2 separate regions of the Homo sapiens genome follow, and region 2 is linked to region 1. Evidence: chromatin loops called from intact Hi-C (ENCODE). Cell type or tissue: Panc1. All regions are shown on one strand. Each heading gives the region's core, and the rest is flanking DNA. Links, peaks and the distances in the headings are about the cores only. Region 1 overlaps PTPRD (protein tyrosine phosphatase receptor type D). Region 2 overlaps PTPRD (protein tyrosine phosphatase receptor type D).

Region 1 (17,103 bases), core at 4,591-12,590:
TACTTTTAGAAAATATCCCTTGAAAACTGATTGTTCAACATGATTATTATAAAGAATGTCTGTTATAGGAATATTCAAGAGGAAAAGTACCGTAGAACTGCAAAAACGAAAGCAGGAGAGAATTTTACAAAGCTGGGGGAAGTCAACAGTATCACATATAGTAGAGAAAGAAGTCAAGAAATGGGACATTAAAAAGGTCACTGATTTGTGGAAAAAAGATATGTAATTGATGGAGAAAAAGTGGAGAAAATAGTTTCAGCTCAGTAGTGCGAAGAGACAGGTGAACAAGAAATAAAGGTAACAGATACATGTATATATTGGAATATACATATTCATTTGAGAAATTTGGCAGCAAAGTAGAAAAATAATAAGATGTTAAATAAAATGGAGTATGCGAAATCCTAAATAAGCAGTGTTGATAAAAGAATAAAATCTTTCCCTAATTTTCTGTGATATCCAAACTAATGTTTTTGTTTATTATATTTTTTCATCATCACTACATTAAGATTAAATGCAAAAACCATGTATCCTGATTAAAGACCTTTTTCCTGCAAACTGTCCTGCCACTTGTACAGGACTTAAGTTGCTGTCTGGCTTGGGCAAACTGCACACAGTTAGTACATTTGTACTACTACTATCCCCAACACTCCTTCAAAACCAAGAGACTCACGACTAGAGGCCTCAATTCCACCATGGCACAGAGGTACAAGAATAAGAGTAAAGGGGTTGCCAATGAGAAAATAGCCCTCCTTCCTCAAGGTGGACACAGTCCCACATCAGGGCTGAGTTATGCCTTTCTTCACCCCCTTGGACAAGATGCCTTAACTACTGTATATGGTAGAAGAAACAAAATAGAAAATGGGGATGTCGAGTAGGAGAGGGCAGAGAGAAGAAAAAGGAGAGGAAATCCTGCCTTTACTATTCTCTCTATCCTGAGCTCATTATTCTTGGAAACCATTGCCCTACTTCAGAATCCCAACTCCACTTTGTTAAAAAAACAGTTACTTTTAATAAAATAATTTAAAAATAATAAAAAATGTTCATGGTAGAAAATTATGAAGTTATACAGAATACAGTTTTTGAAGAAGCAACTACTATAGACCTACTATAGACCTTTTGATTAACTATTTTATAGACCTTTTAAAACTTCTATTTAAAGAAGTCTTACAATTTTTTTGTTATAAGTTATTTACAAAATTTATATCCTATTTTTTCACAGTATTAAATGTTTATTTCTGTCCCATTATTGGTAAGCATAACTTTTAATGCCTTTCCCTCACTTGTCCCATATTTAATTAATCAATCTCTATCACAGTGGCTTATAAGAAAGTGATTTGTAAGAGGTGGACTTGAGTTTGAATTCTGGCTTTACTAATTCTCAGCTGTGCCATTTTGGCCAAAGATTTCCTTCTGAAGCTTCAGAATTTTATGATCCAGAGTGCCCCCTGTCTGACATTTTAGCTCATCATCACAGTTCTTGGTTCCTAAGCCCCTCATATTGTACTCTTTCGAACTAATACATGAGAATAATATTTTTACACTGCTAGAAAAATGGATGATACAATGGATGATAAATGTTTTTGCCCAGAGATTATCTAACCACATCATAATAAGATCTTAGAATATTATTTAGTACCCATGACTCTATACAGTAAATGAATATAATTATTACTACATTTCTAGAATCCAATAAAAGGTGACATTATATGAGTGCTTTACATGCTAGGCACAATGCTAAAGTAATACCCTTCTATTATCTGAGTCCCATGATAATGTCATAAATTAGTAACTCTTCCGATGCTCGTTAGGAATATAGGGAGACTCAGCCTTAGAAAGGACACACAATTTACAGATGCCCACTGGCTCTTTTAGTAAATGTCTGAGTTGGGATTTTATCTGATACCAAGGCAACCACTAAATCCATGCCCTTAACCAGGAAGCCTCAAGCACTCAAGCCCTTACCCGATGTTCACCATAACAGTGTTGGGCTTCCTGGGCTGGGTGTGGATACAGCCCTTCCTCCAATATCTACAGTCTCAGCTTCTGGAACTTTTTACCTTGGCTGGTGTTACTCATTCTATTCTTCAGGTATCTTAATTTCTTTGTTTTCATATATTTATCTTTATCTTTATGTGTTTCATTCTGAGTAATTTCCACAAATTTATCTTCTACTATACCATTTTTTCTCTTTGGTTTTATCCATGTCTTAATTCATATTTCTAAAATTCTAATTGCTATAATCAGTATTTCTAGAATTCCTGTAATTTAAAAACACTGGCACATCTCTATTAGCAAACACAAGCTTAAAAATAAAATAGAACATAGGCTGCCATTAACAATATAAACAAATGCTATTAAATATCTAGTTATTAGTCAAATAAAGAATATTTAAAGACTTTATGAAGCAAATTGTAAAACTCAATTTAAGGATATTAAAGATCAATAGGTGAAGAAATATGTCAACTGACAGAATTATTTAATATTGTTACCATCTCAATTGTCCCCAGAGTATTCCCCTTGCTCTATGGGCTTGTTTCTATAATAGGTAAAATGCATTCTAAATCCAAGCAGATGAGTTACAATAAATTTTTGAAACATTGCAGTTGTTATCTGAGGACTGATCTTATGTTGTTTATGTGTGCGGTATACACCGACTAATAATTTGGGGGAAAATGACACGATAGAGGTACAAGAAAGCATAGAAACAAGAAAGACTTTCTAGCAAGGTCTTTGTGACACAAATTATTTGCCAGGATAATAGTGAACTTTGCAGTTGGAACTTAATAATGGCAGGAGAGGAAGTACAATTAACAGGTTTAAGTAAAAAATGTACACACCAGTATGTTTCTTTTTTGCACAAGCTCACAATGAAAAGATACAACTGTAATAAATTATTTTCCTCTGAGGATACTACTCATGGATCATTATGCATTCATTCATTTCTTCATTCATTCATTGTATTAGCCCCCGTTTTAAGGTTTAGGTACATCATCGAGAATCAACATTCTAGTCTGGCACACTGGCATGTGAAGACAGCCATTTATTTTGGTTTAAAAAGTGTCTTACGAGGTGTGTGGTGTTCAAGAGGAAGGAGGCATAAACATAGTTTGGGTATCTGTCTGTCAGCCCTATCTGACAACCAAGAGGCCCTCCCCTACATGGAGCTGGCATCAACTGTTTTGTGAGTTCCCTTTAACTGTTCTTTCTTCTCTGATTATTCTATGAATCTCACAAGCTATGGGTAGTATTGAATAACAATTATAACAGAACCGTCCATCCTTCCGATTTTATTCACTGGATGCTAACTTTACACATATATTTAAAATCCTTTTGTACTAAAATGTTACTGGTCTGGCTTCTAAATAGTTGCTGTGATAAGGATGTGTCAACTAATAACACAAACTATATTTTTTCTACTTGTATATTTCATGATATGTTTGGTTTTTAAGGTGGCTTTCTTGTTTTTGGTTTGTGATGTATCTAAAACCACCTGGCCATTGGTAATGAGACCTGGATATTTTATTTGAGAAATGGCTCAAAAATATGACAGGAAGAACACAATGCTGACAAACTAATTGACGAAACAAAGAAAACTCATTGGTATCACACAGGATAAATACACTGGGAAAAGAGATTAATATATGTGTGTGTGTGTGTGTGTGTGTGTGTGTGTGTGTGTGTATGGGGGGGGGAGAGTGGGGAGAGAGAGAGAAAGAAAGAGATTTGGAATTCAGTAATTAACTTGCTATAATATTTGAGTTATAATTACTTTTGATAAAAATTTTCTTTTTGCATGGTCAAAGATGAAGCTTTGTGAGATTTTAAACTTGCAGTTCAAGCTGAAAATTGACACTGATAGTTGCTAATTTTCCAGGAACAGTGACCTTCACATCTGTACTCTGTAGCTAAATCAGGGAACTGTTACAGGGAAAATTACAAATGTTTAGAAGGAATTGATGGTTATTGTTTCACCATATATAAACATATAAACAATACATGATTAGAGCCAGATCATAGATAGAGTCACTGCTGCATCCTAAAATGATAAAACCATGAACAATCTATTATTTTTGGAAGAATGGAGTTAGAGATATTTAGATCAGCAATTCAATGCTCAAATTTACATTCTCAGTTTTTTGCTCAAAATTAACACTCTTATTCTTAATACAAGATATATGCAGTCATCATAAATATGATCCTTGATTCAGTAAATAATAAGGGACTACTGTGTATAAGAACTGTTCTAGATGTGCTTTTGAATAGAAAAGGTTAAGATCATTGTTCTGGTGGAAACTACATTACAGCAGGTGGAGCAGACCATAAACACTAAATATAATACAAAAGTAAATTATGTAGTACACTAGATGGTGAGAAGTCTATGAAAAACAAATAGGGCTAAAGAGGATTTAAAGTCTTTGGGGTGAGCATGTAGAGAATAAATCATTATAGACTCTTGGGTCACCATATATCTGTGAATTCTATATTTTCTACCACTACATACATAAAAGTAGTTTTAATTGAAGATTGGCAGATTTGTGTGTATGCATATGTGAATATTTTTGTAGGCAGATGATCTACTGGTTTCATCAGACTCTTGATGGAATCATGTTCTAAAATTAAAATGATTGAAAATTCCAATATTTTTTCATAAAAGCAGACAACATTGTTCACTTCATTCCTATTACCTTTGCTTTTCAATAATTGTGAAAACCAGACTTTTTGAAGAAAACTATGTTATCATTAAACATGTTAATATTTACTTTCAGTCTGAAAAAATATACATGATAAAATGCATTATACAAATGATTTAGGCATTTTAGGCCTTTTCAATTTGAAATGAAAATGAACTTGGAAATATTTAATATAATAACAACTACAGATCCCTCTAATATATTTAATTTATATTTTTAAAGCAATGGTCATTTAAAACAACATTTTCTACAATGTGTTAAGTACGTGGTGAAACAATAACCATCAATTCCTTCTAAACATTTGTAATTTTATTCCATATAAGATTATATAACTTCAGTTATTTATATCTAAAAGAATAAGAGTAATTCCTGTCTCAAAAGATTGTTACAGGAGTTAAATGAGGTAGTACCTGAGTACCCTCATCGCTCATTATATTCCTTTTTATTTTTAAATAATACGTACCTATCTTTTTTTCATTATTACAAAAAATAGATATACAAGCATTCTTTTGTTGTGATGGAGTCATATTTCACATGTTGTTTCTCTAGTGTTACTCTATCTTATTCCCGTCTGGATAAAAGATCTTGAAATGTTCTTTCATGGAGATGAAACTGCTTTCCTCCTGGTCTTCTTCTTTATAATGAGGCCTACGATGCCAGTCATAACTGGTTTATTATCTATTCCCTCAAGCTATGTCTATGTGAATGATTCAGCAACCACATATTATAAAATTCTAAATAATTTGAATAAGAAACAACTTATGATCCTGGATAAAATTATTTTTTTAAGATAAGCAAATTGGCTGCTATATTTTGAAAGATTAGGTTGTGTTACAAAATACACTAGTAAAAGAGTAAGAAAAAAAAAGACTAGTTCCCTTAAAAAGAATTCTTGATTGAAATTAATCTGTGAACGTAATGATTAGGATAAAATGCTGCTAATATATGGCTAGAAGGAAATAAGAATGGGCAATGCATAAGTGAGATAAATTGCATAGATAGGGTTCTTCTGAAAGGGTAAACATTAAGACTGAACATATGTGGTCAGTTGCTGTCGGAATAGCTTTATGTTGTCCATACTAGACAGGAATGGGGCAATAGTATGAGCTCCTACACCCCTTGCATAGGCATGAGTCAGACACATGGTCAAAAAAAGTATAACAGACTAAACAAATTCAATAGCTGTGAGATGTTTAAGTACCAGCTTTGAGAATCAGCTATGGTACCCTAATTTCAATGTAATTAGAAATAGCAAATAAAGGTTATATAAGCCATATTAGGCTATAAACCAGAGGTCCCCAACCCTAAGGACACAGACTTGAACCAGTCCTTGGCCTGTCAGGAACCAGGCGGCATACCCGGAAGTGAGCAGCAGGCAAGCAAGCATTACCACCTGAGCTCCACCTCCTGTGCCATCAGCAGTGACATTAAAGTCTGTATAGGAGCTCAAACCCTATTGTGAACAGTGCATGTGTGAGGGATCTGAGTTTGGAGCTCCTTATGAGAATCTAATGCCTGATGATTTGAGGTGGAATAGTTTCATCCAGAAACTATCCCCACCATGTGTGGAAAAGTTGCCTTCCATGAATCAAGTCCCTGGTGGCCAAAAGTTTGGGGATCACTGCTATAAAGTATATAGAAATCCTAGAACTTTTAGTAAGAGTAAAAATCTGTGAAATACATTTTTTTTTTTAACTTTTATTTTAGTTTCAGGGGTACAGGTGCAGGTTTTTTACAGAGGTCAACTGTGTGTCACTTTTGGTGTACAGATAATTTCTTTAACATAAATTTCAACTGACACAAAGCAAGAAATACAACTCATTAAAATTTTTTTTAAATTTTATTTTTGCTGTGAAATATACTACTTTTAACTAAAAATTTTGTGGCATTAGTTTGATTAATATAATTTTGCTTTTATTACTAAAATTTCTTTTTTTTCTGGGAAAAATAACAGCTAAGTTTTGGAGAGTTGATCCCTAGTTTTTCAGATATTAGAACATAAGCCACTGATTAAACTGTCTAAATGCATCTGGGCAATTCAATACTATTTCATTGAAAACACATCCTGTAGAAATGCAGAATTAATCTGTTCACACATTTAAATGTATTTCTTTTAATTCATTAAAATATGACAGGCACAACCTTGAAAATAAAATTTTATTTATCAAAGTCAATTAATATTCAACTTAAGCAAGGGTATAAGCATATTTTGTGAGGGAAATATTTGGCCTTTGTAATCTAAATAATTTATACATAAAATAAGAGAGATCAGTGGAATTTTAGTTCTGATTATAACAAATTATTTGTATGTTTTAGAATGTATGCTTTCTGTTAAATAAAGGTGTTCTAACTTTTAGTGTAAGAAATCATATAAACTCTTTTTGGAAAACTTTAAATATTCATTTTGTTCTACAAAGTGTTCTTTGAACTTGAAATTTTGCTGTGGTCCAGTCCAAAACTACCATTACTACTACATTTTATTTTGTCAAAAATATTGAGTTTTACATAGCTCGTTATGATTACATTTTTAAACCATATCTATATGTATGGGTGGCAAATTTAAAAGGGTATTTGTTTGACAAAGTCAAACATCATCCATTTCTATGGCTAAAAGTTTACATTTTTGTTTTTAAATCACATGTTTTGCCATTCTTCAGTGTACTACCATAGGAACATAGCCTAGAATATCAAAAAAAGAAAACTATTATTAAAGAACAAAAAAAAAAGAGAGGTATATTATGACCACTTTCTTAAAAACTTTACAATATTATTTTAACAGGAGGTGGTCCCTGATATTATTTGTGTAAAATCTAATGGGCCAGAGCTTATTCTCAACTGTGAAATATATGCTCATAAACTCAGATTGTTGCCTTTTTATTTCTTTTTAATCTATTTGAATGGAACTTACAAAGCATCTATTTTCATCTAGCAAAACATTTCCCTTCCCATTTACCCAGTAGATTCACATAACGTATACACTGGAACATTACCATTATTCCCTGGGTCTACATGGCAATTCTGCATTAGACAATATTCAATAATACAATACTTTTCACAGTGAAATAAAGTAAAATTTAGAAAACGATTCAGTGTACCTAATATGTATAAAGCACTCTGCTATGATTGAAACATGTTTAGTATATGTGGTCCACTTTTAAAATTTCCTCAGATATGTGCAGTCCCTGACCTATAGTGTCTATGTCATTGGAAGCTATGAACTCCTTAAATGAAGAAATAAGTAGGGAAAAGTCATGCAAAGAAGTGGAACACCTGCTTCTACGTATATTGTCACTATATCTTTAATAAATTTTTGGTTTCTTTATATGTTTGCATGTGTTATAAAAAACATGGTTCCCCACAACAAAAGTTTTCTAGACTATATGGTTTGCTAATGATTTAGACTTTAACTTGTAGGCAATGAGGAGCCACTGTAGATGTATCATTATGCAAATTATATAACAAAATTTGTGTTTTAGGTCATCAATATAGAGGATGAACTAGAAGTTGAGACTGGAGTCAGGGAGAACAATTAGGAAGTGAGGCCAATAATACAAGGGCAACAACTAGATTTGAAACTCCTTTAAAATTTTCAGTTGTTACAAATGCTTGTTATTATTATTGAGATTAATGCTTCTGGTAATTAAACTTTCTTGGATTAGTTGTAAGAATGATTTGCATTACACGAATTTCCAACGATAACGGAACTTGTCATAATGAGGCTCTTTTATGTTATAAGTAAAGGCCAAAGTGCAAAACTAAGCTGCTGCTTGACTATTTTGCACTACAATGGTTCGGCTGTCATTTAAATAACTCATGCTAAAAAGGAATCTGTTATTATATTAACATCTCTTGATACTACACAAAATGCTTCAAAACTGTTCCACAGTTTCTTTTAAGAGTGGCCTTGAAGACTAGAATGAATTTTCCTAGATGTAACCTAATTTAAATGGCATATAAATCTCCAATTTGCTATTTGCTTGTAGATAACCATAAGCACTTTAATAAGAAAATGTAGGTGTCATTACACTCGGTCAAACTTACTATTAAATGCCTAATAGACTTAGACAATTTTACATCCTTTATCGATGGAGATGTCATTAACAACAGACCCTGGAGCTATTTCCTGAATTTCACTCTAAAATCAAAGCATATTATCATTTTCTGGTTCTATCTCATTATAATTAGCTTGGTCTTAAAACAACAGCAATTTCTTTAAAACATAGTGTGTGTTAGAATAAAATCTGGTGTTTTTTTGTTAACTATAATTAGCTTTCAGGTATTTACTCTCTTTATCCCCGTCCATCTCTATACTCTTTCCATTATTAAATTGTGTCACATGGCTTGTATGGCGATCTCCCAATATTTGGGAAGTTATATTACAATATCTGGCAATCTTGGCAGAAAGCTGTGCTCTATATGTTAAATTAAGGAGTCTTTAATCATATAAATTCTGTGGAAAAGCAGCCTTAATATTCCTGAATTTTAGCCTGTAGAAAGGACAGACCCTTTATTATGTATTTATACTACCAACCACCAGGGGGTAATAGAATACTCTAAAAACAAGGTCGACTAACTTCAAGAAAACAACAGAAGTTCTTACTAAATGGGTAGATAGAGGTGGACAAATACATTTCTTAGCACCTAAGACAATAAATGATCATCAAGCACACACAGATTGTGTCTGACTATCCTCCAAGCACAGCCTGCAAGCTATACTTTCGAGAATAGGTTCGCCTAACAATTAAGGCAGACAGGGCTATCTGGAAAGCTAATTTTGGTGCAGTATCTGATTACTCAGCACTGCTAAAAAAAAAAAAAAAAAAAAAAAAAAAAAAAAAAAAAAAAGTGTTTCTGCCATGTCACCGACCAGCATAATTCAGAGGAATTCACCCTTAAATGGAAACTCCCCAACACAAAGCACGTGGCCTGTAACACTCTTTATATTTAGGTTTACACAGACTGAATGCAATGAGTTATTTATTTATGCACATCAAAGCCCTCTGAGGGTGAGGATTAGAAGAGTAGCAACATAATTTTGATGACTTAGAGCATAAGTTGAAAGAATCACAAGTAGTAACCCAATCACACTGGAGTCTATGGGGATTACTGGCCATTTCTGTTTTTACTAATGGGTCTTTTATCCAAATAATAAACGCTTTTTAGAGAAAAATCATAACAGTTTAAATGTTTTAGTTCATACTATGCACTGGACACTATATGCTCCACGAATCTAACAAATTAATTCTCACAACAAGCTGAAGAAAGAGAAATTATTAATACCTGTGTTCTACAAATAAGGAAACTAGCTGAAAACCAAATAGCTATGGTGAGGTGGGATTTGATTATTTGAGTCTAACCACTTTCTTTAAGAAACCAAAAGATGCAAAGTTTATATGTCTTCTTTATCCATCCTCAGTCTATCCAGAAATATCAGGAACAATGTGAATTTGAAACGCCTGAGAGGAGAAGGTTTAACCTCAGAGCATCCTGCAAACCCTTATCATTCCTGACATTGTGCTTTCAAGAGTCAGTTACCACTATTGTTATTGCTGATGTTATTATAATACAAAGAATAGACTGTTAGTAAAAAAAAAAAAAAAAATTCATTGGCAGACGTTTTGAGGGATGTATCTCCTGATAGATTCCGAAGGCTTGCCCCAAAAGAGCTTCAAGGGTAACCAAGAAAAAGCTGTCAGGTGGGTAGTGACTGACAAAAAAAAAATTTAGAAAACGCACTTGAGCTGTCCTCAGTCAAATACACCCAGCAGATCCTGCATTCGGATAAAGGGCAGCTTGGCAGTGAGGAAACAGTCTGGATTTGGGAGAGCAATCGATGGGTTAAATTCTGATTAGAATCAGACTCCACTGCTTACTAGGCAAAACATCTAATCATGAAACTCAAAGAGGTTAAGATCACTGGCTCCAAAATCAGTTCAGCTGCTTTGTTTTCTATATTTGAAAAATAGAGGTAATAGTAGTAGCTACCTCATTGATTGACATAAGAATTAAGTGAATCACCTCATATGAGGTACACAATATAATTCCTGACATGGTGCTTTCAAGAGTCAGTTACTACTACTGTTATTGCTGTTATTATTATAATTGCATTACATTAGTATCATTTTTGATGTACTAAAGTAATATATACAATTTTAAAGCCTCTGGTGCATGGTTATTTAACCTTATTGATACATCGTCTTTGTTAAACCTTTTAATACTGTACTAAAAGTTTTTAAATCTAGGCTGTCCAGTAAGGGAAAATTTCTATTCTTAAAAAGCTGAGTGACTCCTCAGGTAAAACATTATTTCTCTAAATACTTTTCTCCCGCATAAAGTAACCAATGGTCCTTTATGCCAGGGGCATATTTTCCAGAAGACTAATTGGCCCCACCTCTAACCAACTATTTAGTGAATAGAAGGTAGACATGTAGAAGAACAAAATGTCATCCTTGAGGTTGTGGAGATGATCAAACACTGCTTCATTCTGGCATAGAATCCTTACAATTTATGTTTTTTGTCTCTGCACCTACTCAGAATTTCTACCCAGTCCTCAAGTGACAGCTGTGGCACACAAGCTAAAGGCACTTAACTTGCTTCATGATTTCTTGACCAGCTCTTTATTAAGAGTTAGATTTAGCAGGGTTTGCTTGATTCCTTGGTCGATTATTCTGTACATTACTTCTAAGAATTACCTTCTTTCCTGACTCATTGCCTTTCATATGCAGTCTCCAACACTTCATTTATTGTTTATTCTTTATTCGGAGGGAAAAATACTACTTCCCTTTGTTCTGATTCTTTATTTTTCCTGTCTACTTGCAAACTGCTAGAGTATTGTGATTATACCCAATTTCTCAAATTCAAAATGTATTATGTATTGAATTTTCTTTAAAAAATGAAATATAGATCTGTGAGTCTATATTGCTTAAGAAGTGAAGAAATTGGACTTACAATTTGTGCACATATACTTAATTTTTCTATATTCTCGTAGTGATTATCCCTGACATTTATGAATCTACATTGATTTATTAAGTGAAAATTTTAAAAGCCCAATATTTAAAAACTCAGCATGTACTTAAAATGATGAACCTAAAATAGAATCATCTGATTGATCATCAATAAACCCGACAACAATTCAGTCTGAGGTTGTTTCTATATACATACCTAGAAATTTGGAATCTTTCTTTAAACATTTCCCATGCTACCTTAAAAAAACAAAAACAAAACAAAAAAACAGAAGCACAGACAAAAGAAACTTTGGGAAGAAGAGATGTATATCAAGTAACAATGTGAAGGTGTTTTTTGTTGTCGTTGTTTGTTTTTGGGACAGAGTCTCGCTCTGTAGCCCAGGGTAGAGTGCAGTGGTGCAATCTTGGTTCACTGCAACCTCTGCCTCCCAGGTTCAAGCAATTCTCGTGCCTCAGCCTCCCGAGTAGCTGGGATTACAGATGTACGCCACCACACCTGGCTAATTTTTGTATTTTTAGTAGAGATGGGGTTTCCCCATGTTGGCCAGGCTGGTCTGGATCTCCCAACCTTAAGTGATCCACCCGCCTTGTCCTCCCAAAGCGCTGGGATCACAGGTGTGAGACACCGCACCTGGCACAATGTGAACTTTCATAAGCTTGAACTCTCCCTGTGGGAAAACCAAATCCTGTTAGGCTGGTGGGTTGTGTTTTGTCAATTCAGCGTGTAAAAAACACTGTGAAAATGTACATTTAAAAAGTAGATAACTAATTTATAAAAAAATAAGAACATTTAGGCTAATACTCCTGATTGGCAAAATTATGTGAAGATGAATATCGGCGGCCCCTTCTACTCATGGCATATATTTACCAAATGCCTGGTGGGTCCCTTCTTTCCAGCCTTCTCCTCTCATTTATGTTAGTAGTCTGGATTCCGTAGACATTTTGGCTTGGGGGACTACTGACATAGAAATAAAGATGTGCCAAGCTCTGACAATCAGCTATAAACCAGTAGAAATACGTTAGGAATCTTTCGAAAGGCTTTTATAATGTAGCGTATTTCAACGTAATAAGAGCCACGATGAAAATGAGGATAATTACCCACTCAGTCCTTGAACAACTACAACATTATGCAGCCATTAAACATATTTTCAAAAAAATGCCGTATGAAAATATAAACAAGATTTAGTTAAATAACAAAATTAGATCACACAGTTGTAGGTAAATTAGTATTGAGTTATATTATAAAGAGAATTAAGACTACATTTGCACTAGCAAAGCAATAATATCAACGGATTGATAATCACTTAGAAATGTGCTAAATCATGCTAGGGTAACCAATTCTAGGAGCAAGGATTCATATTTACACATTAATTGCAATTAATTATATTTTCATTGAATTTTTTTAGGACAAATTAGTGAGACCAGTATGCTACCTTGGAATAGATGGGGGAAAGTGAAATATTATTTTACAAATATTGTCTAAACTTTAAGGTCTACAGGGGATGTTTGAAAACTTGAGAAGGATGAAAGATGACAATTATCTGAGATTTATGAAGACAGTATTGGTTAAGCAGCATTTTAACTAGTATAATTATTGTTCTGATTACCTTTTTTTAATCATAAAAGTAATTCATTCTCATTGTAGGTGATTGGAGGATAGACAAAGGTAAAAATAAGAAAACAAAAATCATCTGTAATTTTATCAACAATATTTATTAGTAAAAGTTTTGAACTTTCGTTTCCAGTTTTATTTCTGCTAAAACAACCCACATGAAGACCAGGGGCTACCATTTCACTGACCAGTATGTCCAAGCACCTAGAACAGTGATTGGCAAAAACAAGCAATTAGGCACTCAACACATTGATTGAATATGTAATTTCAAAATTAGTCTTCTATTGTACCCTTAATTTTGTGTGTAATTCTCTCTTTTAACATCATATTGTAAACATCGTCCTCTATCATTTAATGTACAAATACAATACCTTTTAATATGGCTACATGATGTACCATAATTCCTTCTGTTGAATATTTAGGTTGTCTTCAAATTATCACTGTCATCAAAATGCTTCAGTGAACATCTCTGCACATAAAGCCAGTAGCATCTGATTATTTAATGATGACATATAAATAACAGAATTGGAAAATCTAGATCAAAATACGCAAATGATTTAATATGTTTTTGCTATATGCCATACACATATCTCCACCAGCAGTGAATGAAGAGCATTGATGCTGACCATTATAAATTTTTTTTCAAATTTTGCAAGAAAAATAAATAGTATATAATTGTTTTGATTCGTAATTATTTAATTACTGATAGTGCTGAATATTTTTGTATATGTCAATAACATCATCTTTAATTGGAAATACTGTTATTCTAAAAATTTAACATAGAATCTGATGTATAAAACATTTGGATGTATCTAATCTGTATATGACTATAAACATAGTCATATATATTTTCATGCTAAATAATGTTATTCATATTATATTGGTCATCCATAGTTTCAGAACACACACACACACCCACGTGTGTATCCATTGTACAATCATTGACATATGTATGTATATATATTTATATATAGTCTGATGACACATGTATATTTATTGACTGATGTAGAAGTATTTAACAGTAAAAATATTAGTGTTGATATGGTTAAAGTATGGAATATTAATTCCTGGTTTATGTTACACATAAAAATGTAATTATGTTTCAAATAATAAAGCTATGCTCATTCTCTCTCTCATACGCACTTTGAACTGGCATGAACAAAATCTCCTGTAGTAATTTCATATACATAAGACTTGACAGACACTTTATATACTTTCACAAGAATTTAAATATATCAGATATTTTTTAGTGTAAAATTAGAAAAAATAATTTAACATGACTATCAATATATTTTAAATTTTCAGCTTTGAGAGACATAATTTATCTGCTATTTTGATAAATTTTATCTATATATAATGAAAATATATGTAAATGAATATAGAAAATTGTGTAATAAAATTGAGTACATATTTACATTAAGTTCCTTTTTTCTTTTTTTATTTGTGGAAAGATGTTTCATTATACCTATCTGTAGGGGGAATAAAAAAAACAGTACTGAAGCTTCTGAAATGAAGTTAGAAAGGTGGTCTTGACTGAGTTCTCAGATGCGAATAGTACAGCTTGTGAGTATGCTTACTGTTCACAGAAGCCCTCTGCCCTGCCACCCCACGACACAAATCTGGTTGCTGCTGGGCATATTTCAAATTCAGAATCATGTAACTAGCAGCAGATGTGTCTGTCTGCAACTGTGATAGGCTCCATCTGCAGTTTGCACCTGTTGTTTTGCTGAGGCCAGAGTGCAGGTGTGCATATAAAAACTCAAAGGGCAAGTAGACAGCAAAATTAAGGAAGTGGTTTTTCCTCTCTCATGATCTGCGTTCCTGTTTTCTTTCTTTCCTTCCACTTCAAAAATTGAGATGCTGATGGAATCATAACCTGTGGTCAGCATCAGCCAATTATCCTAAGATAGTAATTATTGTAATTTTTCACTACAATCTTTGAAAAAAAAGGAATATAAGAAAAACAAATTTGAGAGCCAAAAGAAAAAAAAAGGAGATACATAATTCTTCAAGAGCAGCCTCTGCTTGGACTATTTTGATTCATGTTGATATAAGAAACACTTTGCTGTCAAGGGAAATATTGCTAGTGTGTGATTACATATTCAGAACTTCATCTATTTTTAAGAACATATTTTGTTTAAATATAGTTTTGAAAAACAATACTGAGATATTTTCTAGGGTATTTACATGGCCAGTTCTAGTTTTAAAATCACACTTCTGTAGACCGGTGGTTCTCAAACTTTATTGTACATATGAAGCCACTGCTGATATTGTTAAAATATAGATTTAGGGTAGGGCTGGGGCCTAAGCTTCGCCTTCTGAACAAAGTCTCATGATGCTGATGCTGCTGGTTCAGGGACCATACATATAATAGCTAGGCTGCAGTATACATACATACATATATATATATATATATATATATATATATATATATATGATTGCATCATATGAAGCATGTGGAATAATTTTGAAAACTGTGAAATCATTTAACAAATATAAACAATTTAAATATTAAAACTTTTCGATTACATTGATAATGAACATAATTAATGATAAATCTAAAAAACGTCATTCAATCAGTTATTAAATTATCACATTAGTGTTTTAAGCATTCAGCTATCTTGAGAAAGACATTGGCTTGAGTTCTAATGATAATTGCCTTCACGATCATTGTCCCTGGGTGTGATAGATAGATAAGCATTCTGTTCTTTTTGCCATCTACTTTTGATACATTCTTGCCCTTGTTGTGAGTTTCTTCATGATGTTTACAGAAGGATCTCCCAAATTCTCCCTTCTTCTTTTAGAGCCAAGAAGTTACAAAGCATATCCTTCATTGATCTCTTTAGTTTTTCTATTAAGTTGAACAGCTGAAATCTTAAGTTTATTTGGATCTCACTAATATATCGGTCTTTTCCAATCACATTTTTCTCTTACTCATTTCTACAGTAAGTATGGTTCATGGACTAGTAGCATGGGCACCAAGTGACAGCTTGTTAGAATCTCAGGCCCACCCCCTAGTCTACTAGGAGCCTGTATTTTATAGAGATCCTCGGGTGACTTGTGGGCACGTGAAAATTTGAGAAGCAGTGCTCTGGATAACACTTCTAATAATAAAATATAAATCTCTACTTTAACCTAGATTTAGAAACATGCCTAAAATCAATGGGAGTTTTGGAGACAGACAGATAACTCTTCAAATCCCAGCTGTTCAGCTTTTGAAATGATGCTCTGTTACAGTCTCCTCACGGTCCTCATCAATAATACCTTCTTCACATGTTGTCATAATAGAAGTGTGATGAAAATACAATGTACTCAGTACAGTGTCTGGCATATAATAAATAATCAATTGTTGCTAAAAACATGTATATACGTATGTGTGTATAAATATATAATATACATATATTTATAATTATAGATAAAGAAATTAGAGGAAGGAAAGTTTATGATTGCCAGAGATTACAAAGTGGTTAATTTTAGATCTTTGTGGATCAATGCTGACCTGATTACCAGTGTGATACATTCAAATACCATGTCACTTTGCTATAATAAAGCAATTCTCAGCAGTTCAACTAACTTCATATTTGCAAAGATTCTTACTTTTTCCCTGGCATCATGATCAGCATAGTAATTTTTCTTTTATTATTTTCTCTGAGAAACATTTTTTTAAATGAGGAAAAAATAAGCCCTCTCACAATATATCAATGCAATGTAAAAGACTGTTTAAAATATATTTCTTTGCAAAACATATTAAATGGATCATTATTTACATGAGATCTTCAGAAGTTATCATGGTCTATTGTGCAAATTTTAAACTGACACCAGAAAGGTAAATTAT
Region 2 (17,103 bases), core at 4,302-12,301, 340 kb after region 1:
TGCCATCCCCATCAAGCTACCAATGACTTTCTTCACAGAATTGGAAAAAACTACTTTAAAGTTCATATGGAACCAAAAAAAAAGCCCGCATTGCCAAGTCAATCCTAAGCCAAAAGAACAAAGCTGGAGGCATCACACTACCTGACTTCAAACTATACTACAAGGCTACAGTAACCAAAACAGCATGGTACTGGTACCAAAACAGAGATATAGATCAATGGAACAGAACAGAGCCCTCAGAAATAATGCTGCATATCTACAACTATCTGATCTTTGACAAACCTGACCAAAACAAGCAATGGGGAAAGGATTCCCTATTTAATAAATGGTGCTGGGAAAACTGGCTAGCCATATGTAGAAAGCTGAAACTGGATCCCTTCCTTACACCTTATACAAAAATCAATTCAAGATGGATTAAAGACTTAAACGTTCGACCTAAAACCATAAAAGCCCTAGAAGAAAACCTAGGCATTACCATTCAGGACATAGGCATGGGCAAGGACTTCATGTCTAAAACACCAAAAGCAATGGCAACAAAAGCCAAAATTGACAAATGGGATCTAATTAAACTAAAGAGCTTCTGCACAGCAAAAGAAACTACCATCAGAGTGAACAGGCAACCTAAAAAATGGGAGAAAATTTTCACAACCTACTCATCTGACAAAGGGCTAATATCCAGAATCTACAATGAACTCAAACAAATTTACAAGAAAAAAACAACCCAATTAAAAAGTGGGCGAAGGACATGAACAGACACTTCTCAAAAGAAGACATTTATGCAGCCAAAAAACACATGAAAAAATGCTCACCATCACTGGCCATCAGAGAAATGCAAATCAAAACCACAATGAGATACAATCTCACACCAGTTAGAATGGCGATCATTAAAAAGTCAGTAAACAACAGGTGCTGGAGAGGATGTGGAGAAATAGGAACACTTTTACACTGTTGGTGGGACTGTAAACTAGTTCAACCATTGTGGAAGTCAGTGTGGCGATTCCTCAGGGATCTAGAACTAGAAATACCATTTGACCCAGCCATCCCATTACTGGGTATATACCCAAAGGACTATAAATCATGCTGCTATAAAGACACATGCACCCGTATGTTTATTGCGGCATTATTCACAATAGCAAAGACTTGGAACCAACCCAAATGTCCAACAATGATAGACTGGATTAAGAAAATGTGGCACATATACACCATGGAATACTATGCAGCCATAAAAAATGATGAGTTCATGTCCTTTGTAGGGACATGGATGTAATTGGAAATCATCATTCTCAGTAAACTATCACAAGAACAAAAAACCAAACCCCACATATTCTCACTCATAGGTGGGAATTGAACAATGAGATCACATGGACACAGGAAGGGGAACATCACACTCTGGGGACTGTTGTTGGGTTGGGGGAAGGGGGAGGGATAGCACTGGGAGATATACCTAATGCTAGATGATGAGTTAATGGGTGCAGCGCACCAGCATGGCACATGTATACATATGTAACTAACCTGCACAATGTGCACATGTACCCTAAAACTTAAAGTAAAATAATAAAAAAAAATAAAAAATAAAAAATAAAAAATAAATTACTATATTGGTCTCTTTTATCTTTTTTCTCTATATACACATAAAAGTTATCTTATAAAGACATTTTAATCCAATTTCTAAAATTTAAATATATGCCTGCTCCTTCTTTCATGTCAGAAGTATTTTTTCTCAAGCATGTGTTTTAATAGTTCCATAGATAAATAAAAAAAAAAAATAGTTCCATAGAATTTTACTATTAGAAAAAATATTTTATAAATTTTATACAAGTATATATTTGGGCTATTTATGACTATAAAAACATAATTCTGTTTAAATATTTTCAGATATTCCTAATTATTTACTCACATTAAATCACAAGATACAGAATTGCTATGGAGGAGGGATTGTTGAGGTATTTCATAAATAGACCAAATACTTATTACATGTTTCTTGTATCTATTTTATAGCATTTGTCCTAGTACTGTTGATGAGTTTATCTTCTTTACTATTCTTTGAAACTGTGGAAGACAGATTGCATGTGAATTACCCATAAGTTATGTGTAGGCCCACCATGTAGTTCTTACAGTGTATGAAAATCATTTAAAAAAATAAGCTGTATAATACATATATTTCATTCCCTAAACTGTTATTCTATTCAGTTTACCAAAGTTTCATATTAATGTTTCTACATGATGTGATTAATATATTCTGGCTATGGATTTCTGAAGGTACAGACTCAGAGTGGATCATAACTGGAATTGGAGGCAGAGATCTTACCTCTTGTAATTTTAAGACTGGTAATCGAGGAGTCTTTTGAGTTATTGGATTATCTGCTTGCCCTTATTGCCTAACTCTGGAAATGACAAAACCTGAGGTCCTGAAGGGTTACTCGGCCCTCAGGTGATTACCAGTAAGGTGGCACTGAACAATGTGTCAGTTGAAATGCTTAATGATAACTCTGGTTTCCCACTCTGGATCACTACTACAAACAGCTTTCAGTCTTATGAGGTTCTAGCATTTACTCTACTTCTAGCTCAGATATTTTGATCCTCAGTTCAGAAAGAAATCCATTCATAGTTACCTGTTCTACAACTTGAAATTAGGTGGATTAAAAAGTATATGCATTGACCTAAAGACACTATCGAATTTTAAAATTATACTATTTTAAAGAAATGCAGTGTTTTCGTATTTTGAAAGCGTAAAAGGGTTGATGGAGTTACATCATTAATTCTGTAGATAGAAGTCCAAAAAATACACATCTTGTGTCATGGGAAACTAGCATACCCAGTCATACTGAACTCACCTGGAGCCGAAGCCCATCGCTTCCCTCGGTGCCAACATGCTGTCAGTCAGACACCTCTAACTGGAATATCACGGGCCAGGAACTGCTTGCCTTTTATTTTCCACCTGGAACAAAACATAGTGTCAGTCATTTCTTCATGTTCCTTGAAGCACAATAAGATATTCATTATGTTATCTTTTCCTGTCACATTAGACACTCATTTATCAGAATGCTCAACACAAAGGAAAGAAGTATAAACTCTTCACCTCTATAATTTACATCTGAGGGATTAATATAGCACCTGTATAAGTCAAAGGGACCATCTATATTTTATCTCCTATAAAATCTTCCTTATAAAAGGTTATTTATTACTTGAGCACAATCATTCCTATCCATTTGGTATAAGTAATTGATGCGTTAATTTAAGAAGCCATTTTCCATATAGTGTCCTTGGAAACAGTAAATCAAAATACATTTTTAAACTCCAGAGAGAAGCTGATGTTGAAAATAATTCATTTTCTGAATTCCTTTTTTTTTTTTTAACCATGAAAAGGAATCTCAGTAGGAAACAGAATGTGATAATGCAATTGCATTAGTTTTATGCCTATGCTCTTTTGTATTTCTCAACTTGAGAGACACTGATAAAGAACACTGATGTTTTCTCAAACGCACCAGAGTGTTGCTACTATGGAAATAGACCGCTTGACCTCATGATAAAAATTATAGGCTTGACGAAAACCATAGAGCAGGGCTCCTGTATGAATGGAATGTGCCAGGTAGGGTCTTGTACTGCACACAAATAGAGCTACTGACCTTTAGTATTTTAGCCTTGCTCCAGTTTGGTAGACAACTGGGTGGTTGTAAGGAACTCTAAAAATGCAAGAGATGCAGCACTGTAGCAGTCTTCTTGTGGCTTGTGCAGTCTTTGATTTGTCTATGTCTGCCTCCCCAAGATTTGGAGTTTGTTGCTGAACTGAATTCATGATGAAGATCCTGCAATTTGGTGACCTCCTTTTTGATGCTCACTGCTTATCTGAATCTTCAAAACCAGGATTGACCAGGTCAATAAAACCTATTTCTTGATCTAACTGCCAGAGTACCCATTTACCTCTTGTTGTACCTACTTGGTATTAATTGCTTGCTTGGATCATCACCTGATGCCTGGTAACACCCTCTGTGAATGAATCATGTGGCTCCCTGTATTTTGGTAAATGCAGTGAAATCTGTCTTCTGGTGTCAAGCTTGGAACCACTTATTTTGTCTCATCTTGCTAATACTCATTTAGCTTAAGAGTTTTTTCTATGCAGTACGATGTGAAGGGCTCAAGAAAGTCCCACCAGAATTGCTTAATGTAAATCAAACCTTAAGAGCAAATATCATTCTCTCCTTGTAGCCCTTTTTAATCTCAGATCATTCTGGAATCCACTTTATCACCTTCATTTCTTCTGCTACTGCCACAATAAACTTTCATCAGTTCTCACTTAGATAATAACTTCCTGAATATGGATCTTGTGCCAGGTGAAAACAGATGGCACTTTCAAATTAGGGTAACTTGAGTAGAGCTTAATAAAGAACTCATTTATAAAAGTGTGGGCTGTATGTGGGGAAACCACAAGGAAGGTATGATGGAGTTGATACCATCTCTAGACTTGCAGGGATGAGGGGAGTGAGCAGTTACTGACATCTAAGAGTCAGATATATAGTGGGCCTCTTGGAGAGGAGCAATGATCTTGGTTTGGGAGTCACAGGTAGCGTAAGATGGCAGCACAGATGGAAGTCTGAGGATAAAGGATAAACCCCGCTCATCTTCTCCCTTACCTCTGGTTTCTTGACTAGACTACCTATGGGACAAACCTCACTGGAAGCCTGAGTGCTTTGGAGCCTGTCAATGAACTCCATCAGGCTAGTTGCCAGGGGAATAGGATAGGAAAGAAAGAGTGAGTCTAAAGGAAAAACGGAAGAGATCCAGCTAACACTCTTATGCATACTTAATGGGGTTTGAAATTAGATTTGAGTCCTATCTCTACCTAGATGTATAATTCTAGACCGATAACTTTTATAAATCTTGATATCATTATCTGTACAACAGAGATAATACATTCTTCTGAGTTTTGTTAAATTAAATCGCATAGCATACCTGGAGGCTATAATATTAACAAAAGTGTCAACAGCTCTCCTGTTGAAATACAAAAATAAATCAACAAACACATATATGCTCCAGTCATGCTGAGCTCTTCACCACTTGTTCTAATTGATCATGTATTTTCAAACTTCTGCACTTTCGTAAGGGTTGTTCCCTCCGCTTAAGAATGATTTCTCTTCCTACATTTCAACCCTGATTTGCCTAGAAAACTCTTGCTCATATTTTACAATCTATGAGATATGATCTGAAGGCTTTCTCCAGCTTTTTAATCAAGAAAAGGTGACCATTCCCTTCTTGTTCTTCCATGGCACACAGCTCTCCACAAATCACTTAGACCTGGGGGTGGGCAAGCTTTTGGCTTCCCTGGGCCACACCAGAAAAAAAAAGAGTTGTCTTGGGCTACACATAAGATACACTAACACTAATGACAGCTGATGAGAAAAAGAAAATTCCAAAAAAATCTCATGTTTTCTCATGTTTTAAGAAAATTTGTGAATTTGTGTTGGGCTACATTCAAAGCCGTCCTGGGCCGCATGCTGCCTGTGGGCTACAGGATGGACAAGCTTGATTTAGATCATGCCTGGCTTCCTATATGACTATGAGGGAAGGGAAAAGCTATGTCTGACAGATTTGTATGCTCAAAAGGTGGTTCACAGCCAGGTTCTTAATATTCAATAAACATTAAGTGAATGAAGAAATATGTGTATCTTATTTTAGACAGTCTCACTCTGATGCCCAGGCTGAAGGGCAGTGGCATGATCTCAGCTCGCTGCAATTTCTGCCTCTTGGGTTCAAGTGATTCTCCTGCCTAAGCCTCCCAAGTAGCTGGGATTACAGGAACCCAGCACCACGCCTGGGTAATTTTTGTATTTTTAGTAGAGATGGAGTTTCGCCGTATTGGCCAGGCTGTTCTTGAACTCCTGACATCAAGTGATCCACCGGCCTCAGCCTCCCAAAGTGCTAGGATTACTGGCGTGAGCCACTGAGCCCAGCCAAATGTGTATATCTATAATAAATTTGTCACAATGTAAGGAAAGGGTTCAGTAACTTCAATCCTCTTTTCCCAAAGGACAGATCGGCCTGTGACAACTGGTGCATGGTGGAGAGTAGAACAACTCTGAAGAAGAGGTCCCAAAGGAAACTCCAGTCACTTTTGTAACTTTTCTCTGGGAAGCCTTGCTGGAAAATTCATGTCATTCATTCCAAGGTTGCCAAAAGCACTACAATTGATTGATTTCCAGAAGAAAAATCAGTAGTTATTAGCTAACTATGACAACAAATACTTCTGTGTATATCTAATGTATTTGAATGATTTAAAATAAAGAGTTGAATCTCCAACATTTTCTGAAAGCCCAGCCAAAAGTTCTACCCCACAATTGTTAAAACATTTATTCCATTTTGTGACTAGGTAATGAATTCCTGTGAATCATGAATCTAAGCCACAGGAAATAGTACACAGGACAAAATATTACTCTCACACTTGCCTCCATGCTTCCCATTTCCCACCCTCACCAAAACCACATTGATTGGCATCTGTGTGTCTTTGCAAAATTTCCTTCTGGAAATACAAACGAATACAACCATACATATATTCTTATTCTCCACCTCCTTTAAAAAAATTCAATGATTTACCAATATTATGGGTCTTACATTTTTCACTTAAAGTTAGGTGGGCATTATATCAGTAAATAAAAAGCATCTTCATCATCTTCATTATTTTCAGCTTTATGTTTTTCTATTTTACTGATATACCATAATTTAACCAGCACTCTCCCCAAAACGATTTAAAAAACCCCTTTACCTATTAAAGAGTTTATAATAAATTACTATTTATGCATCAATTTGTATATAAGATGTACATCTGTAGAATAGATTTCTATAAGTATGTGTAGGAAGGTCAAGGGGCAAATGAATCTGTAACTATCAGATATAGTGCCCAATTTCCTTCCTTGAGAATCAAACTAATTTGTGCTTCTACCGACAATCTACAAGATTGCTTGGGTGGGCCGACTTCTACAATTTTGCAAATCTTACAGGTGAAAAGTTTTATATCAATGCTATTTTAATTAGCATTTAAAAAATTATAAGGTAGTTTGAGCATGTTTTCATAATATTTAAAGACATTTGTGTGTATTTTTCTGTGAAATTTGTTAATAGCTTTGCCATTTTTTATCCAAGTTGCAATTTATAACATTCTTTATCATCCTATACATTTTCAAAATGAATGAAAGCCATTAACTACGTCAGCAAAACATTGCTCTGAGTTGTTTTTTTTTTTTTTTAAAGCTTTTGTCCCAAGCTTTTCTTGCAATCCCATATATGAAAACTGAAAATCACAAAGCGGTGCCACAGTGCCCTCTGGTGGCATTCTGCTCCATTGCATCTTCCCTGCACTAACTCGGGGCAAAAGCTGATAGTGGATATAGCTGGATGTCAGTCTTACATAGGCTGTTAGCCTACCCAAGTCTCCTTGGTCCTGAGACAATATCGTAGTACAATCAAACTCAAAATGAAGACATATTAGATCTGTTTTAACCCTTAAAGAACCAGATTAGTACCTGGAACTTGTTAGATATCCTAATAGGCAGGATTCATCTCCTTCCTAGTTGTTACAAAAGATGGCCTTGGAATATTTTGTCAGAGGGCTGCAGTGGAGGTTTATTCTAGGCAGTCAGGCTCTGCTTCATTTTCCCCTGTACAGTAGTCAGATTAAAAGGGCTATCATCACTCTCTGGAATTTTTAGTATTCAATGTATCACAACGTCAGGTCAGTAAGAAGTTTGAAATTCATTCATTCATTCATTCCCAAAATATTTGAAATACTATGTGTAGTGTTCTAAGTATTTGTCAATTATGTTATTGAACAAATCAACAAAAATTACTGTCTTCATGGAACATATCTTCTAGTTGGAGGAGACAATGAATAGCGAACATGTAATTAAGCAAATAATATGCTATATTAGAAGATATTAGAAGCTGTGGGTTTGTGGCTGTTAGATGGCGATATTTTAGTTTAAAATAAAAGTGTAGTCATTTCAAGAAAGCAACATCTGAATAAGAATTTGAAGGAGGTACAGAAGCTAATTGTGCAGTTCTCTAGAGGAAGAGCCTTCTAGGAAGTAGAAACAGCCTTAAACCCATAGCATGCTTGGTAAGTACAGTAGACAACTGAAAAATCCTTTTTCAGGATTAAAGGATTCTTTTTTTCCAAGCTGCTGGGAGTGCTGCTGGACTGCTAGCCCCAGCTCTCATCCCAATCTGCAAATTGCCCTAAGCTGTCCATGCTCCTTCACCAATGTCTCACTAAATATATCTTCCTACATATTTCATTAACAGCTCCATTTTACTTTTTCTTGATTTTTATCTTCATGTCAGAGTATCTAAAAGTTGGAAAACTCAAGGCTTTAGTCTTCTTTTCTTTTAAATGAGCCCAACGACTGGTAAATACAGAGGAGAAAGGCTTAGCCTGTTAGTCACAAGACAGAAAACCTTCCAGTGACGTTGGCTGAAGCCTTTGTTGAGATTGCATTGCAGCTCATCTTTCCTGTTTGCCCATTCTTGCTTTGTTCCCTTCTCTTTCACAGATGTCAATCACTACAAAACTCCTTAACAACCTATAGTAGATATCTACTTATAACAATCTGTCTCAGTCCACCTATTTGAGGAGTAGTAAGGTATCCAGTGTGCAGCTGACAACTCGATACAACATTTATTCATTATTTCCATAAACATTTTTTGAGTATCTACTATGTGCTAGCACTAAGGCTGGCACTTAAAATACAGGAGTACAAATAAAATGCACACACATTTCTTTCTCCATATGAAGCTTTAATTATAGTAGAGAGTACAAAAATTAAATAAGATTAATAAAAAGATTAATAAAAAGATTTTTTTAATATGGGAATGAGGTAAATTCTTACTAAGGCAACATTTGAGTGAAGACCTGAAGGAAAAAAGGGAGTCAGGCATGTGTATAACTGGGTGAAGAGTATTCCAAGAATAGGCCACATGAAGAGCAAAGTCTAAGAAGAGAGCATACATAGATTGCTTAAAAACAGCAAGAAATCCAGCTTTTTTTTTTCCAGTGGATTGAATGAGGGAAAGACATGAGGAGAGTAGGTCAGGGTAATGAGGAGACACATAATCTAAATTTGAGTAAGTTATTTTAAAAACTGGAGACATTAGCTTTTACTTCAAATGAAATGGAAAGCCAGTGGGGTATTTTTTGAGTAGAAAGCAGAGAAGGTCCAGTTTGGCCAGATGTAGAGATGAGACTGAAGGAAGTTAAAATGAGAAGCAGAAAAACAACAAAAAGGCCTACTGTAAAAGTCTAGAAAAGAGATGAATATGACCAGACAAGTAGTGGAGAGGTGTTGAGAGGTAGCTAGAATATGGATTTGTCTGAAGGTAAAAAGAATTTGTGAGCAGATTTGATGTGGTATGTTAAAAGAAATTGATAAAGTATAACTGTATAGTTTTAGATCTATGTAAGAGGTTACCATTTTTCAGTTAAAGTTGATTACCAAGATAGTGGCTTGGATGGGATTATTAGGAGATCCACGTGGAAGTGTCAGTTGTAAGATGCCCGTTAGGCATTTGAATAAAACTAATAGGGAGGTAAATAAACCTGAGATTACGGAGAAAATATGCCTGGAAGCATAAATTTGGAAGTTATTAGGATATAGGTGGTATTATAAACATAGAGATCACATGAGGTCACCAAAGGGTGATGAAAGGAAAAGAGATTTAAAAGAAAAGAAGACTAAAGCCTTGGGTAGTCCAACTTTTAGATACTGGTGATATGAAGATAAAAATCAAGAAGAAGTAAAATGGAGCTGTTAATGAAATATGCAGGAAGTCAGAGAGTGGGGTCCCAGAAGCCAACCAAAAACAGTGATTCAAAAAGAAGTGTTCTCCTGTGTCCAAGGTGGCAGTTAAGTAATGCAAGTTGAAGAATTGCACATTGCACATGCAACACAGAGCTCATGGGTGACCATGACAAGATGTGCTCTAGTAAAATTGGAGGAGGATGCTGGATTGTAATCAAGATAATTTAAGAGGGGAGAAATTAGAGTACCTACATATATTATTTTCACACATAAATAGAACACTTCTGAAAGTCAACCAGATTTATGCTGAAAAGCAAACCTTAATACAGTTCCAAAAATTGAAATCCAATAGACCATGTTCTCTGACCATAATCAAAATAAGTTAAAAATCAGAAACAAAGAGCACACACACAAATCTATACGTACCTGAAATATTTTTTAAAAGATGGTTACTGACATTTGTAAATAACCAAAGAACTATTATTGTAAAATTTAAAATGATACAAATTAAATGATATAAAATTTAAAATGATACAAATTAAATGATATAAAAACTACTATATGTTAGAACTTGAGGAAGCCTTTTGGATCCTTTCCCAGTTGGGAAAGTCATCCTTCACTTTCCCAAGCTGGACACTGTTTACAGAGGAGTACTTAAATCTGCCATGCATACTAAATCATTACCTTGTACCTTCTAAGATAATAAGGCTTTGTGGTTTTCTTCTTCACTAGATTGCAAGCAGCTTAAACACAAGCAATTATACATCTTGCTCATTCTCAGCACTTGGCAAAATACCTAGAAAATAGGTGGTACTCAATACTTGCTTATTTAATGAATGGGTAAAAATGTGTGGACAATTAATCATGTTACAATAAGTATAACTGAGAGATGCACAAAGCACTACATATGGCTGAAAACATCTAGCTTAGTGAGTGGCATGTAAGAGGTTATACGTTAAATTGTGTCAAATTAATTAAAAAATAAACTCCCTCTTCAAAGTAGCTGCAAAATAAACTTACAGAAAGAGTGCAGGGTTCAATAGCTGATTATTAGTCCCCAGTAGGGATCCACTTCTGATTCTGGCTGTGACTTTTTGCCTGGATCTTACCGAGGCACACTCTTTTTGCAAAGGGAAACATATTCTTTCCTTACTGCAGGTCTCCAGACCACTGCTCCCCCAACCCTCCTGCATCGACACTGGCTTCTGGGAGAACAGCTTGATCAGAGGAAAAACTGGGAACTATCTCGCACAATACAGAGACCCTCTAATGTAGTAACAGACATCTAAGCTCTAAAAGCACAAATGTTGTTTTACTTCAACTCATGCCTAAAATATCAAGGGATTTTAACGATAGAATTAAAGCAAAACTCAAGTAGTTCCACTGAAACTTAAAATATGCTTTAATTGAAGTGCAATATTATGTGAAGCAGAACTATGAATATTTGCTGACACATTATCATTTTTACAATGCAAATGACAGAATGAATAACGATTATATATATTAAAATCCTGATTTTGGAAGCCATGCATAGAGTTCTATTTGCTTGTGAAGATCAGAAAATGCCTTAGAAAAATGAAGTTTTTATCCCAAGAGCCCCAAAATACCACAAAAGAAATGATCTTTTTATAAAAAATAACTTGGAAGAACTGAAAAGTTGACACGTCCCTTTATCATGTATTCCTATATGTACAAGAGGCATATTCAGTACAATGAGTAGTTCAGCTATACAGATACTCTCTCATTTAGTTTTCAGTAAGGTACTTTGGAATATAATGGTACATTTTAGATATCCAAATTCTTTTCTAGTTATACTTAACATGTGCTCTGGAGATTATATATATATTTTATATATATATTATATATATTATATATGTATTATATATATAATATATATTATATATATTATATATATATTATATATATTTTATATACATATTATATATAATATATATTTTATATATATATTATATATATATTATATATTTTATATATTTTTATATATACTATATATTATATATATTTTATATATATTATATATATTTTATATATATAATATATATATTATATATATTTTATATATAATATATATATTATATATATATTTTATATATATATTATATATATATTATATATATAATATATATATTTTATATATATATATTTTAAATATATATTTTATATATATATATATACACCATGGCATGTAGGTAGTAAAAGGTCAAGTTAGATTTTCGTTCTGATTTTTGGTTCTAAGGACTAAAATACTTGAAGTTAGCACTGTTGTGAGAAGTTCATCTTCCAAGAGACTTTTCCTATAACATGTATGAACCTAAAAAAAATCCATAAAGAGATTCAAGTAATGGTGCCTACTAAGCTTATTTTGTTAAATCAGCCATCCCTGACAGTGAATATATCTATTTTTAGATAGAATGAATCAAGAAAGACAGCCTTATAGGGAGCAGATCAGTAGGGAACTTCATTTGTCTAGAAGTTATCTACGAGTTTCCTTGTTGCAGGAATATCCTGGTAGCAAGATTTTTTTCTTCTTGACTTTATGAAGAAGGGAGATAGATGAAGAAAGGTAAAAATGAAGACAGAGGAAAAAGGAGAAAGCTCAGAACATGAAGAGTAGTCAAGATTTTTATTGTTGATTATAAAATGTGTTACTATTTATTTGCCTTATGGGGTCTGCTCATCATTCAGGGCCCTATTCAAAGTCACCTTCCTTGTGAACATGAGGCTATCCTCCTAAAGCACAGTTTTTGTTCTATTACTATACTTATGAACTGCACTGCCATTCTCTATCAACACGACTTTCACTGTATCTCAATTTTTAAAAAATGTGACTATCTTCCCTCAATAGATTGGGATATTCTAGGAAGGGATGTGTATTCCTTATTGCTGCCACTCTTCTCCCAAAATTTGGCCTCACCGTACTCCATTCCCAATATCAAACAACATGCCTGAAAAAGAATAAGTCTTACTGAATCTTTGGCAAATAAATGGCAGGTGATGAACATTTTAAAAAATGTGAGACATAAAGGATAATAAAAGTAAAATGTAGAGATAAATTAAAAGTCCAATAGCTGCACTTTTAGCCTCAACTCTTTAGTGATTGGCTTATGTATCTGATGACACAATATTCTGCAAAACCTTTTTTCCCCAAAGGTTAAATTTTAAGGGTAAGTATGCAATACTTAGCCAAAATTGTAAGAAGTGTATTCACTTAATTTCTGTAATCCAATGGCAGTAATTCTAGGGGCATTGTTAAAAAGATAAGAGAAAGGAGATTTATTAGCCTAACCCAATAAATAGGTAGTATTATATTAGATCTGATCTCAACAGTAGGTATAAGGGCAAAAAAGATTGAGTAGAGACAAATTTTATGACAATAAAAAGATAATTGCAAAGAACAAGATATGGCAGTCAAATTTTGAGCTATTTGAAATATAAATAAAGCAGTAGCATTATCTAAATAAATTAATATTACAGTGCAATGAGAAACACTATATCTGATGCAATGTCAGCATGGGGGGGCCTAAGATTTCTGTGGTGGGATAAAGGGTGAAGAATACGAGAAAACAAGATGTAGAGCAAAAATTATAAGAATTGTTCATATGTCTCAAAATCAGAGAAAGTTCAAACATAAGGGGAAGAGATGGAAGCAATTATTTTATGTTTAATTACCTCCTCCATGATCTGTAGAAAATATTCCTTAAAAAGTGTTTCATTAATGTTTATGAGTTTCTCATTTTTTATATTTTCCACAAAATGGTAGCCATTTTCTAAACACTTTTTAGAGATTTTAAAAATTGAGACCAAAGCAGTGCATCTTACACACCAAGGCTTCCTAACCTTTAAAACATTATAAGACTTAAAAATTATCTCCCATTAACACCTTCTTAATTATTTGATGAAATCCACATTCTATGATGTTTTTTATTTTTAAATTTAGTTGATTTTTACCAATAAGCAACAACTTACTGATTGGGATAATCACTCTTGTTTTCCTTCCTCCATCTTCATGTGGATACTTCTTCTTTGCAACAGCCCTCGTAGGGAGTTAATGATTTATTTTCCCAGGGATAATGCTACTCACATACCAAAGGGAAAAATCATACGACCTAGGTTAAGCCAATCACTACATCCAGGCTCCTAGTCCTACTACGGAGTAGGCATTTTCTGAATCTCTACACTTTCATTGGAAACTCTGGCAAAGAAACAAACAAACAAACTAACAACAACAACAAAAAAAATGCTTTCTCATTCTTGACGAATGGGGAGCAAGTATGTAGACTCAGGTCATGTGTTATCTTCAGATCAGATGTGACATCAACTTTAGACTGAAGCCAACACTCTGAAGAGCAAGTAGAGATCAAAATAAAGGAAATTGAATCTTTGATGACCGCATTGAGTTATTGAATCATGGCTCTTCTGAAGCCAGTATTATCAAAAAATTTGTTTGTAGGGTCAATAAATTTCCATTTTTCTGTAAGTCAGTGTGAAATTGATTTTTGTTTCTGCAACCAAGCTATTTCCTTAAGTTTGATTCTTAACATAAAGTCTCTTAGTTATTCTTAACGTACCATCATAGTCCAGCCCATAGATATCAGACACATTTCCTGTATCACGTCAGGTTTCCCTGGCCTTGTTTTTTGTCCCAGCTGTCACTGTGACAACGACCTTTGTGTGAACTGTGGCTGACTTTATGCTGACCTAACCTGATAATGATTTGTCTTAAACCTGTGCAACACACCTCTCGTCTTCTCTCTGGGACTTCCATGTGACATCCAGATGGGGATGCTGTGAATTCTTGTTTAGACAGCAATTATGTGCAATGTAGAAGTGTGGGGAGTTCATTTCCCAAGAGGCACAACTTTGACAAATGAGCTAGGGAAGCTGGTGGAGAAATTTCTCACTTTTCTTTATTTGGACCAACTGTCTTAAGACCTAGTTTATTTGGCTTTTAAGAAGAAAGTGGAGGCCGGGCGCGGTGGCTCACGCCTGTAATCCCAGCACTTTGGGAGGCCGAGGCGGGCGGATCACGAGGTCAGGAGATCGAGACCATCCTGGCTAACACGGTGAAACCCCGTCTCTACTAAAAATACAAAAAATTAGCCGGGCGAGGTGGTGGACGCCTGTAGTCCCAGCTACTTGGGAGGCTGAGGCAGGAGAATGGCGTGAACCCCAGGGGGCGGAGCCTGCAGTGAGCCGAGATCGCGCCACTGCACTCCAGCCTGGGCGACAGCGAGACTCCGTCTCAAAAAAAAAAAAAAAAAAAAAAAAAAAAAAAAAAAAAAGAAGAAAGTGGAAGATCAAACTATCTTTTATACCCCTGAATCAATAATGCATCTTTTTATTATTTTCCTCATTTTTCCTTCCCTCATTCCTATTACATGGGAGTATGGTCTCAAATAACAGTAGCAGCACATAATTTCTGTTCTAATTTCTGGGAAAACTAGGTTAAAGCATTTGAAATCAGGCATAGCAGCAGAAAGCTGACTCTAAGAATAGAATTTGGGGGCTGGATTACTCACTGGTATGAAAGTAACAAGAGATTCTATTTCTGGTAGTAGCTGAGGTGATGATAATCCATGGCATGTAAATGCGTCATAAGTACCAGGAATTTTCACCTCAGGTTAATTAGAATAAGATGTAGGAGGAGGGTGAAATATGTATATGTAGCCCTTTAATGTTTCAGGGACAATGGAACTATGAGGTCTAGCTTCTATTAACTGAATTAGAAGCTTTGAGGGAAAAAAAAGTGATAAGTCTTGGGGCATCCATCTCCAATCTAAGGCAAGCTATAAAAGCCTAAGGGCCTCAATGGCAGTGTTTGAAGATATTCTTATCTCCTAAAATTAAAAGGCCGACTGTGTTAAAAATTAGACCTAGGTTTTAATTATGAAAGTGGTAGGCCTGTAAACACCATCTAGCCTTAATATATTTATGACAAAGCTATGGCTCTTATTGAAAAAATGAAACAAAATTCATGAGAAACTATGTCCTAGGGAGGGACACTTGAGCGGATAAGCATTAAGAATTTTGAACCCCTAAATTCTTCTGAATCCTCCTGGCTGTTAAAAACAGCACCCCCCAATGTTTCTGAGTAAAGTTTCCCCTCCCCTTGCCTGGAGGGCATACATGGATATTATCTGAGATGAATTTCTTACAAGTTAATGTCGTTCTCCTCAACATTCCTTCCTACAGCCCCTCTATGCCTTCAGGCAAATAACCAGGGTGAGGTTTCAGTATACTTTGAACGGGGAAGTATAATTCTGCATCAGGAGGAAACAGATTATACATCACAGGAAAGGTAGTGCCTAGCCAGTATTTATAGCAGGAAACAAGATTACATATGTAGCAGTCAATTCAGTTTATGGGACTAAGGTGGCGGAGCAATGTAAAGACTAATATGAAGAGAATTTATTGATACCCATCATTTACTCATGATCTTAATTGAGTACTTGGGTAAGAACACCTGGCCCTGGCCCAAATATATATGTTGGAATCACCCCCTTGAAGTCTGCACACAATTATGGCCTACAGGAAATGAAATAAAGATGCTGGAATATTTTTGGCAAAGTATTGAGGAGGGACAGAGGCTGAGGATGGTAGTAAAATTAGAATGGATTTACCAGACAAGATCTGAGAACTCACCACCTGAAAGTTATGTGCCTAGGAGAGTCTAGAGGACACAATCCTAACACAGTGAAAAAGTACATTGGTGAAAGGAGAAATGGTAACTTTGAAGAGCTCAAACGTGGCTATGTTCTTTTGTCCTGGTTAAAGGTGGGACATTATTGGGCTCTGTAGTGGAATTCTAGAATGTAAGAAGCCAGGTGATGGTACTTAAACAGAAGGTGTATATAAAAGATGTAAAATGTGTAATGCTCAGCAACACGTGGTGCCTTGACCACAGGCATTTTTGGCAACAACCGGGAAATGGTGTTCCTGGGGCAAGATGTAGGTATAACAAACAAGGATGTTGTTCAATTACAAAACTGGTGGAAAATAGAATGATGGTAAGCAGAAGGCCAACATCGTTCATTGCAATGGAAGATTGTTTCTCACTCGTTCTGACAATCAAATTAGTTCACAGAATCCAGAGTACAATGATTGAATGGAAGGCTGGTTTTACTGAGGAAGACCAGCGCTATTAACTATATATATAATAACTATTCTCCCTTCCCTAAAGAGTCCTTGCACCATTTTGCCAGGATAACTATTCACTGGGGAAAGGTGAATGCCCAGAAATTTAAAAGATGGTTAGAACTAGGGTTTAAACACTGAAGATAGAGTACCTGTAATACTG

What was found. Hi-C counts contacts between places; a loop is a spot of excess contacts. Peaks named below come from ENCODE experiments on the same cell type or tissue, not always from the same donor. Only the 100,000 strongest peaks of a DNase experiment are listed, where the experiment ranks them.
Region 2: a loop joins it to region 1, with 5 times the contacts of the local background. A loop is called at or near these places in 31 of 110 quality-filtered maps.

The regions. Positions count from the first base shown.
Region 1 is chr9:9,597,470-9,614,572 of GRCh38, forward strand. All of the region lies in intron 7 of PTPRD (protein tyrosine phosphatase receptor type D), which reads right to left. Among named protein-coding and RNA genes, the nearest start is that of PTPRD-AS1, 750 kb to the left of the region's middle. In Panc1, for the core only: no CTCF peak of the experiment used is centred there; a DNase peak (open chromatin) is centred at 9,365.
Region 2 is chr9:9,935,673-9,952,775 of GRCh38, forward strand. It overlaps PTPRD (protein tyrosine phosphatase receptor type D), which reads right to left. Exons shown (of 46, transcript NM_002839.4): 5 at 2,835-2,938. Among named protein-coding and RNA genes, the nearest start is that of PTPRD, 670 kb to the right of the region's middle. In Panc1, for the core only: CTCF peaks have their summits at 7,345 (motif pointing left) and 7,544; a DNase peak (open chromatin) is centred at 7,319.